Regions from separate parts of the Homo sapiens genome. Here regions 2, 3 and 4 are each linked to region 1. Evidence: chromatin contacts called from ENCODE Hi-C or POLR2A ChIA-PET data. All regions are on one chromosome and are shown on one strand. Each heading gives the region's core, a stretch centred on a gene start or an enhancer-like site at or near the end of the contact. The rest is flanking DNA. Distances are from core to core; before and after follow the strand shown.

Region 1 (3,762 bases), core at 461-2,960:
GTACCAGTCAGTGCCTGTTAGGAACCATGCAGCACAGTGGGAGGTGAGTGGTGGGAGAGACAGCATTATTGCCTGAGCTCTGCCTCCTGTCAGATCAGGGGCGACATTAGATTTTCATAGCAGCAGGAACTCTATTGTGAACTGCGCATGCGAGAGATCTAGTTTGTGCTCTCCTTATGAGAATCTAATGCCTGATCATCTGAGGTGGAACGGTTTCATCCTGAAACCATTCCCCCAACCCACTCTGTGGAAAAATTGTCTTCTACAAAACCAGTCCCTGGTGCCAAAAAGGTTGGGCATTGCCATTATATATAATAGCTGAAGCGTATATACCAGGACATTTTTTTAAGTTCAAAATATAATTAGAGGCATCTCATTAAGATTTGTTTGTTTGTTTGTGACGGAGTCTCCCTCTGTCGCCAGGCTGGAATGCAGTGGTGCGATCTCAGCTCACTGCAACCTCCGCTTCTCGGGTTCAAGTGATTCTCCTGCTTCAGCCTCCCGAGTGGCTGGGACTACAGGCATGTGCCACCATGCCCAGCTAATTTTTTGTAGTTTTAGTACAGATGGGGTTTCACCACGTTGGCCAGGATGGCCTCGATCTCCTGACCTCGTGATCCTCCTGCCTCGGCCTCCCAAAGTGCTGGGATTACAGGCGTGAGCCACCACTCCTGGCCTAAGGTTTTTTTTTTTGGATTTTTTTTTTTTTAGATGGCCTCACTCTGTTCCCCTAGGCTGGAGTGCCATGGAAAGATCCTAATCTTTTCAAGGCTCACTGCAGCCTTGACCTCTTGGGGTCAAGTGATCCTCCCTGAGTAGCTAGGACCACAGGTGCATCACCTGTCTCAGCCTCCTGAGTAGCTCCTCAGCCTCCTGAGTAGCTAGGACCACAGGTGCATCACCACACCCAGCTAATGTTTTTTATTATTTTGGTACAGACAGGCTCTCCCTATGTTGCCCAGGCCGGCCTCAAACTCCTGGACTCTAGTGATCCTCCTGCCAAGTGCTTTGGGAGCACTTGGCCTCCAAAGTGCTGGTATTATATGTATGAATCACTGTGCCCAGCCCTCATTAAGATTTAAGAGAAGACTTTTACTCCCTGCATGCAATGGCTTATACTCACAAATCTCAGCAAATATCAGTTCTTCAAATGACATGACACTGACAAGAAATGGAAAGAACCGTTAAGAATAATAAAAAAGAGAAAGCTAACTTACAGTGACATAGAAAGAAATGAGACATTTCCAGAGAAGTAGTCAGTTCTTGTGATTATTAATTTTCTTCCTTCTAAACTGACTAATAAATAGCATTTTCAGTTACTTGCACCTTTGAAGCTTTCTGTAGCAGCATTGTTTCCATCACTGTGACATAAGTCTCCTGAGTACAACTCTTAAAATTAACCCTTTTGAGGTTGCCAGTGGTTTCAGTTTCTTTATATTCTTCTGCCTGTCACGCAGAAAAGTAAATCATTTTCTCTAAATTTGTCATCTTTTCTACTCTGTTATAGACCCGTCTTCATATTTTAATTTCCCTTAACTTTTGCAGTCTGAACAAATGAAGAAATCACATTTGTATCTTATTTTAAGTCCTCATCAAAAATTCAATTCCTTTTGGAGTTTTTCAAAAGCTTTCAATAGTGGAGGAGTTATAAGGAGAAGCGAGGTCAGATGGTTGACAGGAAGTGGGTAAAGTGTTTCATTGAGGAAGAGTGTGGGGTTAAAGAACACACAATAAAAGGAGACAAAGGAAGAAGTAGGGCCCCGTGGAAACAAGAGTCATAAAGACATAGAAGTGGAGTGCCAAATGTCTATATTTCTTCACAAAGATGACAAGATTTGAAAATACACGTCAGTGACAGTGGCTGGCAATCAACTACCACGATAGACCATAATGAAAGCCGGGTGGACAAGTATTCATTTCTTTGAAATGAATACTTTGAAATGAATAACTTTGAAAGGCTCAGATAAGGTCTCTGGTGTAAAGGAAAATACTCTACAAAAATTGATGCTTAAATGTACATGGGAGGAGCTTCTGACAATGTTCTATTTCTTGACTTTGTTAATGATCAATTATGCATTTTGGGATGATTCATTGAGTAATACACTAATTTGGGGCACTTTTCTGTGTGAGTGTTATATTTCAATTAAAAATGAAAGAGTAGCAAATAATAAATATTTGGCTTCCAACTTATTCAATTTTGTACTGTGTTCTTTGAGACCATTAGATTACCTAAACCAGTCATTATTTGTGTCTTTCTGAAGAGATCTGGTGATTTTCTTCTAATTCAAATCAACTCAACAAACATTTATCGAGTGGCCAAATGTGCAAGATACAAAAGGTGAAAAACTGCTCAAGAAGCTTACAGTCTAATGGGGAAATATAATGCAACGGGGTTAGAACAACAGCCTGGGCATGTAAATGGTGTCATAGTAAAAATGGGAATTCAGGAGTAGCATGGAAGAAGTAAGAGAAGGTTTTGTTCAGGAGGTGACTTTTGAGCCAATTAGCCAGTTCATACTGAAGTAGAAATTTCCTAATGTAGGAAAAGGCATTTCATACATAGGCGAAAGCATCACCCCACTATTTGTAAGTTACACGTAGATCAGTATTGCCAAGTTGTACACTTCTAGGTGGTATGAGTGGAGAGTTCAGAAGCAGACCTTATTTAAAACATTAGAAAGCCAAGTGCAGTGGCTCACACCTGTAATCCCAGCACTTTGGGAGGATCACTTGAGCCCAGGAGTTTGAAACTAGCCTGGGCAACAAAGTGAGACCCTGCCTCTACAAAAAAATTAAAAAACTAGCCAGGCGTAGTGGTTCACACCTGTTGTCCTGCTACTTGGGAGGCTAGGGCAGGAGGATTGCTTGAACCCAGAAGGTCGAGACTGCAGTGAGCCATGATCACATCACTGCCCTCCAGCCTCAGTGACAGAGCGAGACCCTGTCTCAAAAAAATATATAACAAATAAAATAAATAAGTATATAAAGAAATCATTAGAAGATCAGGCTGGGTGCGGTGGCTCACGCCTGTAATCCCAACACTTTGGGAGGCCAAGGTGGGTGAATCTCTTGAGGCAAGGAGTTCGAAACCAGCCTGGCCAATATGGTGATGCCCTGTCTCTACTAAAACTACAAAAAATTAGCCAGGCCTTGTGGTATGTGCCTGTAATCCTGCCACTCAGGAGACTGAGGTGCAAGAATCACTTAAGCCTTGTAGGTGGAGGTTGCAGTGAGCCGAGATCCCACCACTGCTCTCCAGCCTGGGTGACAGGGCACGACTCTGTCTCAAAATAAATAAATAAATACACACATACATACATACATATCTACACAAACAAATAAATAAAAAATTTAGAAGATCATAAGTAAAGAGAAGATAACACTGTCTTCCATCTCCCATATATAATGCAAAATAAAAATAAATTCTAAACTGTAAAGTAAGTGTAGGGAAATCCAACAAGTTTCTAATTTTTTCTAAGATTACTATTTTGATGCATTTTTAAGAGCAAATATAAAAAAGTCTTTTTCTAACATTCTTCTCTTTTTAAAGGTATTTTAAGAACTTAAATACCTTAAATTTTAGTACTTAAATTTACCTTAAATTTAAAGAACTTAAATACCAGCAAAAGGTCAAATATTAATAGGATCTATATCTAGTAACTTACTGATGCCTCACTATATTCCAGGCTCTATGATAAATCCTTTATATAGACTATTTCATTGAACCCTCCGGACAGCCTATAGGAAAGATACTCTTACTAC
Region 2 (3,762 bases), core at 437-2,936, 250 kb before region 1:
AGAGTGTACAAATAGGCATTCTTGGGAGCAATCAACTGAACAGAAAGGGTTGAAAATAGTCCACACCTGGATTTAAAGTCATGGAGTGGTTGGTATTCATCTGGCATTGGAATTCATCTAGCATGAATGCCACAATTCCCACCCCTTCTGTTTTCCTGGAAGATATCCCTCAGTATGGTACTCCTGCCTGCTAAAACTGATTTAGCGTCAGGGGCCCTTTCAATATAGTGCTTCAAGCAACCACAACCAGTCAACTACAGTAGGCTTCCAAGGTAAAACTTATTTGTCATCCTTGTCTAGGTCCTACTGACCTACTTATAAACTTCTCTGTAACTTACATAGATACATAGTTTCAGGTCATATGATTGGATTTCTTTTTGTTATTGTTAAGCTTTGATATTTTTATTATTTGCTCTTGTTTTTCTGATAACCAAAGTAATACTTTGCATTGCTATAAAGATATACCTGAGACTGGGTAGTCTATAAAGAAGAGAGGTTTTATTGGCTCACAGTTCCGTAGGCTTTACAGAAAGCATAGTGCTGGCATCTGCTTAGCTCCTGGGGAGGCCTCAGGAATCTTACAGTCATGGTGGAAGGTGAAGGCAGAGCAGGCATGTAGCGTGGTGAAAGAGAGAGAGAGAAAAAACAATGACTAAATCTGGAAATAAGTCACTATTGTGAAGACAGCACCAAGCCATGAGGGATCTGTCCCCATGATCCAAACACCTCCCACCAGGCCCCACCTCCAGCACTGGGGATTACAATTCAGCATGAGTTTTGGGCAGGCACACATATCTAAACTATATTAACATTCTTATTGTGAAAATTTTAAACATTACTGAAATGTATAACTTACCTATTAAAAGGTTCTCATAAGCCCACCCTTTGAAGGTAACAGAAAAGTTTCATGTATCTTAAAATTCAACAAATGTTTTAGTACCCACTCTGTGCCAGGCAAATAGCCTACCCTCATGGAGCTTACATTTTAATAGGGAGACAGTCAATAAAGCAAACGAACATGCAAATAGATAATGGACTGTCAGTTGGTGACAAATGCCATAGAGTAGGCTAAGATGCTATTTTAGAAGGGCTTGGAAAGTCTTCTGCATAGGGTAATATTGGAGCAGAGACTAAATGGTGGAGGAGAGGAATATGGGACTGTTCAGAGGAAGAATATCCCTGGTGAGGGAACTTCAAGTATAAACACACTGAGGCAGGAGCATGCCAGATACAAGGATGACAAGAAGGGCAGTGTAACTGGAGCGCAATGAGCAGGGCAGAGAGTGGTAGATACATGTTTATATATCTGCATCTCTAGAGTTCAGGGAGCAGGTTGGGGTGGAAGATAGAAATTTGGGTGTCATCAGATTATATATGTTGTTTAAAGCCATATTTAATAGACAGTTTATTCTGAGACCGAGTATTGATAGAGGAGGGGAGGCCTGAGAACTGAGCCCTGGGGTTGGTCAGGAGGCAGGTGCAACCAAGAAGAGTAAAGTGGAATGACCAGCGAGGTGGGAAGAAAGATACAACCATATGTTGTTTTAGAAGCCTTGTAAAGAAACCTGTTAAACAGGAAGGACTAATCAACTCTGCTAAATGCTGCTGGGACTAAGAAGAGTGATGAGAATGAAAGCCTGATCAGACAGAGTAGCTTCGAGAGAGAATGGGAGGGGAGGAAATGGAGATAGCAACTAAGTCAACTCCTTTTCAAAGCCTTTTGCTGTAAAGGGGAGCAGTGTGATTGCCTGGCAGCACAGAGGGCCCACTTTGAGGTTTGTGGTCATGAATTTAAAGTGCAAACAACCAGAATAGTTGTGTTTTTCTTCAGTCTTGTTCAGCTACTTGGTAAGAGGTATGGAATAGACAGAGAGTTAGATTTAACAGGTTTGGGGTTTTGTCAGGTGAGTACTGACAGTGAGAAAGGGGCAAGGCAGGGATTAGAGTGGTGAGAAATTAAGATATAAAGGTAATTGATGCATGCTTTAAAAAAAAGTGTTAGGTTCAGTGGTCTAATCCACTTAGTGGCCTAAGATAGGGTCAATCTAATCCACTGAGCCTATCTTCCCTGTTTGGGAAGAAGTATTAAGAATGGAGGTATTAGGGGAATTGATCCAGAAATAGAAAGGGTTGTTCAGATTATGAGATGCTTGGAATTGAGATCTTAAGGCTTAAGGTGTGATTATAGGGGCAGAAGATAAGCTTAGCATATAGAGACCTGATGATGGGTGGATTGCCCACATGGATAATTTAAATCAAGAATAATGAAAAGAGTAGAGGTGGAAAGATAATAAGCCCATTACCAAATTTTTCAGTGACTGAAGGGGGGCAATCAGGAATTGTAACCCTGGTAATCAAGATGGGTAGAGGGTGTAATGATCTAATGGCACGGGCCTTAAGGAAACTGTGCTGTAGGGAAGAAGTAGTAGGAACTGTGATAAATAGTGGTAGTGACAAGCAAGAAGGACATCTGCCTCACCACAAGCCCCAACAGTACTGGAGTGTAGGAGAGAAAACGGCGCTTCTTAATAGTGCTCTAGGGAAGACAGTGCCCTCCATTGGTCAGTTTTCAGGTAGAGCATGAACATGCTATGTGGCTATTTAGAGAAGAGGCTGAGGATTTAATGAAATTGCATATTTAAAAGTAGTTTTTTTAATTATGGGAATAATTATGTTGACAAAGAAACTTGGTAAAATATAGAAAAAGATAAGGAAAAATTACCATAAGAGACCCATGTTAATATTTTTGTGGGTTTTCTTTTGGATTTTTTCTTTTATTCTGAGATTATTTTATTTTATTTTTCATAATATTTTTGTTTGTATTATGCATATGACATATTCTTTGTAAGAAAATTTTTAATAGTTTTCTGATTATAAAATATGATCATGGTAGAAAATTTTGAAAATAGTGGAAAGCATATGAAGTAAAGAAAAACTAGGATCACAACACGCAGAGGTCACATAACCACTGTTAGCAGTATTTCTTTACAATCATTTTTAGGCACATTTTTAAAAAAATTATTGAACTTCTACTATATGTAGATTATTAAGCTTGGTCAGCATCAGAGAGCATTCACAGGTTTCAGATGAAAGGTAATAGTATAGTCATTATTTTAAGTCAATATTAAGTTTTGGATGACTAAGTTGTCAGCAAAGGCTTAGATTCAATGGTAATAAATGACAACAAGGTACAGAGCAACACATAAGAAAAATTCTTGTAAAAGGTCTGTGTCTAAACTACGCATTTATCTTTACATGTATGAGGGAGAAACTATATATAGAGAGTGTGTGTGTGTGTGTGTGTGCGTGCCTGTACACACCAGATCCCAATTAGCATTCATATATATAGAGAATATATTTCCCAGAATGTTAATTGGCTCTCTCTGGGTAGTGTAATTTTAAAATTACATCTCTTGCCTAATTTCTCTATGGTAACATTTTTGACTTAGACTTTAAAAAAGCATAAGTTTTTTAATGAAAGTCAGTTAAAAAGTAGCTCCAAAGTACAAAATAAAGAAATTCTAGTTCAGCATTTTTTTCATTTAAAAAAGAAAACAAACTGAATTTATTTAAATGTACACCTGATAAAGAACTATTTGCAAGGAGATCACTCTGAGATGTTTTTCAAATTGGTAAAAATTTGCCTGATTTTAGGAAATAGTGAAAACTCTTAAAAAATCAACTAAATAGAGTATAAAGAAGTATTTTTCCCTACCATTAATTTTTATATATTCAGTATTTGCAGTTCATCAATAGCAAGAG
Region 3 (3,762 bases), core at 451-2,950, 230 kb after region 1:
TAACATCCTATGCATAGTAAACACTTAGAAAACTGATGCTGATGATATCATCACGTTACTCAAGTTTTCTATTCTGGTCCTTCTCATTGTTTCATTTCATCCCCCTTTATCTCTGGATCAAATTGAAGCTGCTGATTAAATTATTTAAACAAAGCTTTGGCCATGTTGTTTTTTGTTTGTCTTCCCTCCTTTTTTCTTTCCCGTTGGCTGTCCGATATGCATGCTCTTCTTTACTATTGGGCACCAAACCGTATTGCTCCTTAATGTATCTCTGGCCACTTTCTCCAGGTAATCTTGATGAAGTTCCTTTAGCCATTTTCACCTCACCAGGACCATCTAGAGGCCAATTTTATGTTCAGCTTAGTCCTGTAATCATACCTTATTCTTTATTTTGGAAGACAGTGCTCCTGTCTGTGATTGTGGCTGAAAGGCTAATGTTCAACATCCAATTCTTGACATTTTCCTGGGTCATCATGCTCCTTCCTTGGGGTTCCAAATGCTGCTCGCTTGTAGCTCTATTTGGAAATCTTTTGATTCTGCATTGAATTGTAATGCAGAATAAAACATAAAAGTTGGTTATTTCTCTACCCTTATTAGATTTTCAAAATTTTGCAAAAAGAAGGGATGGGCACATCTGTGGCATATCAGCACAGTACTGGGGACTAGCAGTAGGTACTTAATAGATATTTGGAATTAAAACAAAACAATCTTTTCCACCATGGAGCCAAGTTTGTCCTGTGATTAAGGACTATTTCTACAATTCAAAGAGCTGTTCTTAAATAGTAAAGCTGTCATCTTGATTCACTGCCAACCCAAGGCCTTGCTCAAAATGAATGATTTTGCTCCGTATTTCTTAAAGTATATTCTCCTACATTGTTAGAATGATAATCACTAAATACTAAATGCTTCAATAAAGTGTATAATGTGCTTCACATATTGAGAATATATTTATAGGAATCTTTATAATTTAGTTGTATAAGTTGGGCAAGTTAACCTCTTTGTGTCTAGGTTTTTTATTGTGTAAAATGGGGATAAGTATTGTGGACAAGCCTCACAAGTCCTTTTTTTTTTTTAAGTAATTTCTGATAGTTCTACCTTTAATTCCACCACTTTCCTCCATTCACCAAAGATTTGTTATAATATTTCTGCTATTTACAGGATTCTCCAGGTTTTTCCTACAGATGGAGACAGTTCCTACAGTAGAAAGTGGTAATTTATGTGTGACGTGACCACTAGCTGGCCTTACCAATGTGTCTTTTTCATGCTTTAACTGTAGTTGGGTCAAAAGTTGGAAAACTGAGGTGATGAAATCTGTCAGAGAAGCATAGAACTATTATTTTGTGGCAATGTTAAGTGATTTTTAAAAACAGATGTTAATTGAGGTCCAAGCAGTAAATTAGTAGTTAAACCTCCCTTAGGTTTTACAAAGAGAGTTCAAGACTGACTTAAGATCCCTGTCCTGGATTAACATGAAGTGAGACTTAAAATTAGATTGCCAAGAAGGTAATGTATCACCAAAGGGTCAGGTGATATATGACCAAAGGGTCAAGGTGAAAAGAGAAGGTGATATATCACCAAAGAGTCAGGGTGCACCTTGTTTGCAGTGATATTTGTTGGGGCAGCTCTTAAAAACGAGCAAAGGTCAAAGTTGTTAATGAAGCTGACCCCACAGGTGTGAAGCTTGTAGGTTTCAGTTCAGTTTTACCCTTCAGAGATCAGTGACAGCCAGCCCTAGAGGCACCATCTGCAGCCCTATGGGAAAGAGGTCTGATTTAGAACATGTGGGAAAGGAAGAAGTACATTTGAATTTGAAAGTTGACTTAATTATATTCTCTGCTTTCAGAGAGCTTCCCCTTTGCACATCTCACCCTTTTTCTTACCCACGCTGCAGAACTATTTTGGCATATGTTTTACCCCAAATGACTGGTTCCTATTTTCAATTCTGTATCTAGTTGAGAGATACAGATGAGGGGTCAGGAAAGTTATTCTATGGTTTGGAGTCTTGCCAGGCTCAGTTGATATCTTTGACAAGAGCAAGGCTACTGCTCATTTCTGATGTCCCTGTCTGGGGAGCTCAAAGTGCTGTGTAGATGTTGTCTCATTCATTTTACCTGAGGCAAGTTGGAGGCATGCATCAGTGTAAAATTTTCTTTAAAGCTTCATTCATATGAGTAAGAAATAGATAAAAGGAAAATACTGCCTATGAGTCAGAAACAGATATATTTAAGAGATGACACTGAAAAAAGCTAAGGTTTTAATAATATTTTTGCCTTATTCTCTTGGGACAGATGAGGAGGATATAATCACAGGGCAGGTTTCACTGAGGAAGTTGTTATAAAGGGCAAGAATATAGTGCAGTGTTTAGTTTAAAGAGGGCAGCTTATAGCTGTATATCCATTCAATATATCCCAGAAGATTGGCGATAAATTTAAGACAATGTCTCCAAGTTGATTGGGCATATATTTCCAGCTTTGCTGCCTCCATTCTTTTGTTATTGGCCAACAAACCTCCTATTTTAATTTTTTATTTTTGGATAGAATTAACTGGAGACACTGTAGAATCTTAAACTTTTATGATGCTGTTTTTTCTGCCACATTATAAAAGTATTAAATTAAGAATCAACAAATGTAAATTACTTTTTGTTCTGCTGCTGTGAACCTTGAGTGGGAGCAATACTAAGCATCTTAGACCTGAGTTCCTTCATGTATAAAATGAGAAGGAGGAACCATATCACCTCTAAGATCCCTTCCAGCTTTGCAGTTTCCAGAAGTAAGAACATGTTCTATTACCTGCCATGAAGAAGAAAACATGGGAGAATATGGGAATCTTCTTTTCTGAAATCTCCTTTGTATGATTTTTCTTTCTCTCTTTTAAAATCATAGCTATAATTTTAAAAATCTCATTTAAAACTCTCTGTGTTTATTGTAGAAAAAAGTTAGAAAATATAAATAAGCAAAAATAATGTAAGAACTATGCATAATATCACTACTCTTGGATAATTACTGTTAACACTTTGGTAGACATTATTTCTGACTTTCTTTCTGAAAACACACCCATAAGCACACATATCCTTTAGTTATGCTAGTGACATCTTGAAGGATATTAAGGCTAAGTACATTGAGAAAACTTTACTACTAGATGTTCAAGATGTACCAAGCTTGGAAGATGATACAGAACAGTCCTTTACTTTCTCCTCTGAGTTATGTGTCAGTTCATCCAGGTTTGCCTCAGATGGGCTCCCTCTGGGCTCCCTTTTTACCATTTTTTCTCTCTGCTAGTTTATTGGTTTCCACTCTTGAAAAGGTGGTGTCAGGGCCTTTCATTCTGTGCTTTATTTAGAAGGGATGTTTTGTAAAAATCAGAATTAAACATTTACAGGCAAAAAACCCTTTGATTATATTGATGCCTTTTATAGCAAAAATGTAATACTTTACTAGTCTAACAGATTCTCTCTCTCTTTTTTCCTACCTTAAAAAGGCACAAACAAAACAAAACAGAATGAAATAATAACTGTAACAACAACAATAACAATATAAGAAAAAACAAAACACAAAATTCCTAGGAAGCAGTAGAAAAGAAAATAAAGAGATGAGGAAGAGCTCTGAGCTCTGACCTGCTTTATATTTACATATGTAAATAGTGTCTCAACATACATCCTATCTCAACAATCCATTTGAAAAATGTGATCATATTTTATACAACTTGAAACTCATTTTTTCACATAATAATCATAAACATCTTTTCAATCATCTGATAAATGTA
Region 4 (3,762 bases), core at 480-2,979, 210 kb after region 1:
CAAGGCTTGGGGCTTCCACCCTCTGAGGCCATGGCCTGAGCTCTGCAATGAACCCTTTCAGCTACAGCTGTAGCAGCTGGAACACAGGGCACCAAGTCCCTAGGCTGCAAACAGCACAAGGACCAAGGGCTCAGCCCATGAAGCCACTTTTTCCTCCTAGGCCTCCAGGCCTGTGATGAGAGGGGCTGCTGTGAAGACTTCTGACATGCTCTGGAGACATTTCCCCATTGTCCTAGGGATTAACATTCAGCTCCTTGTTACATATGCAAATTTCTGCAGCTGGCTTGAATTTCTCCTCAGAAAATGGGATTTTCTTTTCTATCACATTGTCAGGATGCAAATTTTCCAAACATTTATGTTGTTTCCCTTATAAAACTCAATGTCTTTAATAGCACCCAAGTCACCTCTTGAATGCTTTGCTGCTTAACAATTTATTCTGCCAGATACCCTAAATCATCCCTCTCAAGTTCAAAGTTCCACAAATCTGTAGGACGGGGCAAAATGCTGCCAGTCTTTTTGCTAAAACATAACAAGAGTCACCTTTACTCCAGTTCCCAACAAGTTTCTCATCTCCATCTGAGACCACCTCAGGCTGGATTTCATTGTCCATATCATTATCAGCATTTTGGTCAAAGCCATTCAACAACTCTCTAGGGAGTTCCAAACTTTCCCACATTTTCCTGTCTTCTTCTGACCCCTCCAACCTGTTCCAACCCCTGCCTGTTACCCAGTTCCAAAGCCACTTCCACATTTTTGGATATCTTTTCAGCAGTGCCCCACTCTACTGGTACCAATTTACTGTATTAGTTCATTTTCATGCTGCTGATAAAGACATACCTGAGACTAGACAATTTACAAAGGAAACAGGTTTAATGGAAAACTCACAGTTCCACATGGCTGGAGAAGCCTCACAATCATGGTGGAAGGCAAGGAGGAGCAAGACACATCTTACATAGATGGCGGCAGGCAAAGACAGAAAGGAGGGAGCTTGTGTAGAGAAATTCCTGTTTATAAAACCATCAGATCTTGTGAGACCCATTTCCTATCATGAGAACAGCATGGGAAAGACCTGCCTCCATGATTCAATTACCTCCCACTGGGTCCCTCCCACAATACATGGGAATTCAAGATGAGATTTGGGTGGGGACACAGCCAAACCATATCAACAACAAACAACATTACTACAGAGTCCAACAATGATAGACTGAGTCTGCAGATGTCAAGTTCAAGAGTTCTCAAAAGAAGCTGGGGTGAAACAGAATAATTGGATACCCCATTTAGGGCCAAGGGCACTCACCAGAGCGAATGTCTCTGGGGCCTGCTCTGAGAAACATGAGAACTAGGTAAGTTTTTACCCACCCACATTATGATTAGAGAGGGATGGATCCAAATGTATAAATCTGAATGTCAGGTGAAGGGTGGTAGAGAATAAATGACAAGGTTAGAATCCAGGAGGGTGGGAACAGGTTAGAGTCTGTGGTGAGAGATGAGTTAGTGGGATTGGTCGAGCACCCTGGATAAAATTCATGAAGGTTTTGGAGGCCTGTTTCCCATGGTGTTGGCAATGTGGGTCAGGCCTGAAAATGTCAAGATCACATTAGGTTAGAGCATTGGTTCTCATACTTTCATATGCATTAGAATCACCTCAGGGCTTGTTAAACTAAATTGTTGGGCCCCAGTCCCAGGGTTTCTGCTTCAGTAGATCTGGGGTAGGGTTTGAAAATTTGCATTTCTAACAAAGTTTCCAGGTGCTGCTAGTCTGGGGACCTCACTTTGAGAACCACTGGATTAGAGAAACAGCTTGCCAAGGGCTGTTAAACTGGTGTTTTTCAATGTATGGTGTGAGGGCCACCTGCTAAGAATCACTGGTGGAGGCTGTTCAAGATGCTAATCTTCTAAGCTCTATCCCCAGAGGTTTGTGTTAGGGGCCTTGGAGAAGAACCTGCAAATCTACTTTTTTTTTAAAACAAGTTCTCAAGATGATTCTTATGTTGCTATGGTTTGTGAACCACTCTAAGTCATGTGAAGCTCATTTAAACCATCACTTATCTCTGTGTGCTTTGTGTAGTAAGCAGGCTACTGCAGTGACTCATCACCTTTTGTGGCTGCCACAGTGGCATAGAATCAAGCACTGGGGTTTTGGGAGATTGACAGAGAGGGGTTCAGATCCTGTGTGTGCCACATTCTATTTGGGGGATCTTGGACAAAGAGATTTAATCATTCTGGGCTTCAAGTTCATAATCTGAAAGATGGAATAATGAGACAAGTGTTATGTAATAGTCACCTAACATCATGTCTGATTTTTCTTTTTTAATTTACAAAGGGAAGAGGTTTAATTGACTCACAGTTCCACGTGGCTGAGGAGGCCTCACAATCATGGCAGAAGGCAAAGGAGGAGCAAAGTCACGTCTTACCTGGCAGCAGGCAAGAGGATGTCTGATTCTTAGTAAGCCCTCAATAAGCAGTAGCTCCTCTATGATTTCTTCATATTCTTATTTCCAGCAGTATGATATGTATGATATGCCAGTTGACCCACTGAACAGGCATCTTGCCAGAGGCAGTTTCATATGCTGCTTGACTTGAATCAAGAGAAGGCATCAGAGGAACACTATCACAGAAAAAGATTAAAAAGAACTTTGGGACTTAAAAGGCAGAAGGAGAAAAACTATTCTCTGGATAGTGCTGGTGAAAAGTGAGCAGACAGTGAGATATCATTGGAGCTTGTCTTCTGCATGTTTGGTTGTAACTCCTGTCTTCATTCATAATGCCTCACATCTCCTCCTGACACATGGCCGGGACTCTGTTTGTGATGAATGTTTGTACACATGGAGGAGGGAGGTACATATGCTGTACATGCTTAGAGGTAGATACTTACAGGGAGCAGAAGAAGTGTGGGTGGTCAGCCAAAATGAGGAAAATACTTCTGAAACTTAAAACAGACCATGAAATCAAATAAAGCCTGGAAATATTGTAAGTGTGGTCCCCAAATTTAGCACCACTGTGTTGACTTATTTTACTGCTCTGCGTCTATCTGGTCACACACATAAACAGGATAACTTTTTTTTTCTGAGTCTCTGCAGCACAAGGCCAAGTAGATGGACTGTGGTAAAGAGAGTAAGTGAATGTTTTGGAATTATCTATTCAATTGAACTTTCTCAAATGATCCAAATAGCTTCTCAAGAGCCATTATTTTATCTTGTCCTTTACATTTTCTATGAGTGTTTTCATGTCAAAATGCACTTGGAAGCTAAAGGACAAGGTATTCTGCTACTTTTGGCCTTAAGAACCCTTTCTAACTTTTGTCTGCAACTGTTCATGCTGAGGTTATTACGTGTTCAATATATTCTCTTTATGAATCCTGAATATTCATATTTCCAAATAAACGTGAGACAATGGGCCTAAAATTCAAAAGGAAGACAAAACAAAAGAATTTCAAGCTTCTACTTTGTATTTTTATACTATGGCATTTCTCATGGGTAGCAAGTTCCAAATCATAGTATTTTCAAACTCGAAGGGAATTAAAACGAGCAAACTATGGCTCAGAACATTTAAGTCACATCCTAGTGTTGCATATTTAGTTGGAGTAAGAAACCAGATCTCATGGTTTCTATTTCAGTGCTCTTTCTATTCCACCAAGCTCACACTCCCACCCCTTGGATCCATTGCTACTAAAATCCTGAAAGGATTCAGAAAGGCATACTTGAGATTATAACACTATGTCTGTAAAACCTAATTCAAATCGATTAAACTTCCATGGATTTC

What was found. Hi-C counts contacts between places; a loop is a spot of excess contacts on that map. ChIA-PET counts read pairs that join two places held with the same protein, here RNA polymerase II (POLR2A). Pooled maps may share reads with other maps.
Region 2: a pooled map shows a loop between it and region 1 (6-fold over the local background). The contact joins two enhancer-like sites. A Hi-C loop is called at or near these places in 2 of 37 single-sample maps with no recorded cell type and 12 of 50 pooled maps. POLR2A ChIA-PET finds 5 or more read pairs at or near these places in 3 of 52 experiments (activated T-cell, activated naive CD4-positive, alpha-beta T cell and naive thymus-derived CD4-positive, alpha-beta T cell).
Region 3: a loop to region 1 is called in a map with no recorded cell type, with 11 times the contacts of the local background. The contact joins two enhancer-like sites. A Hi-C loop is called at or near these places in 14 of 37 single-sample maps with no recorded cell type and 5 of 50 pooled maps.
Region 4: a map with no recorded cell type shows a loop between it and region 1 (8-fold over the local background). The contact joins two enhancer-like sites. A Hi-C loop is called at or near these places in 4 of 37 single-sample maps with no recorded cell type and 6 of 50 pooled maps.

What each region holds. Positions count from the first base shown.
Region 1 is chr1:101,177,586-101,181,347 of GRCh38, forward strand. No RefSeq gene overlaps it. Among named protein-coding and RNA genes, the nearest start is that of S1PR1-DT, 57 kb to the right of the region's middle. Within about 2 kb of position 1,711, at least 5 of the 41 ENCODE cell types and tissues checked have a DNase peak (open chromatin) inside an H3K27ac peak, as active enhancers do.
Region 2 is chr1:100,925,810-100,929,571 of GRCh38, forward strand. The region is part of intron 8 of SLC30A7 (solute carrier family 30 member 7); the gene reads left to right. Among named protein-coding and RNA genes, the nearest start is that of SLC30A7, 32 kb to the left of the region's middle. Within about 2 kb of position 1,687, at least 4 of the 41 ENCODE cell types and tissues checked have a DNase peak (open chromatin) inside an H3K27ac peak, as active enhancers do.
Region 3 is chr1:101,406,116-101,409,877 of GRCh38, forward strand. No RefSeq gene overlaps it. Among named protein-coding and RNA genes, the nearest start is that of LINC01307, 84 kb to the left of the region's middle. Within about 2 kb of position 1,701, at least 3 of the 41 ENCODE cell types and tissues checked have a DNase peak (open chromatin) inside an H3K27ac peak, as active enhancers do.
Region 4 is chr1:101,387,347-101,391,108 of GRCh38, forward strand. No RefSeq gene overlaps it. Among named protein-coding and RNA genes, the nearest start is that of LINC01307, 65 kb to the left of the region's middle. Within about 2 kb of position 1,730, at least 3 of the 41 ENCODE cell types and tissues checked have a DNase peak (open chromatin) inside an H3K27ac peak, as active enhancers do.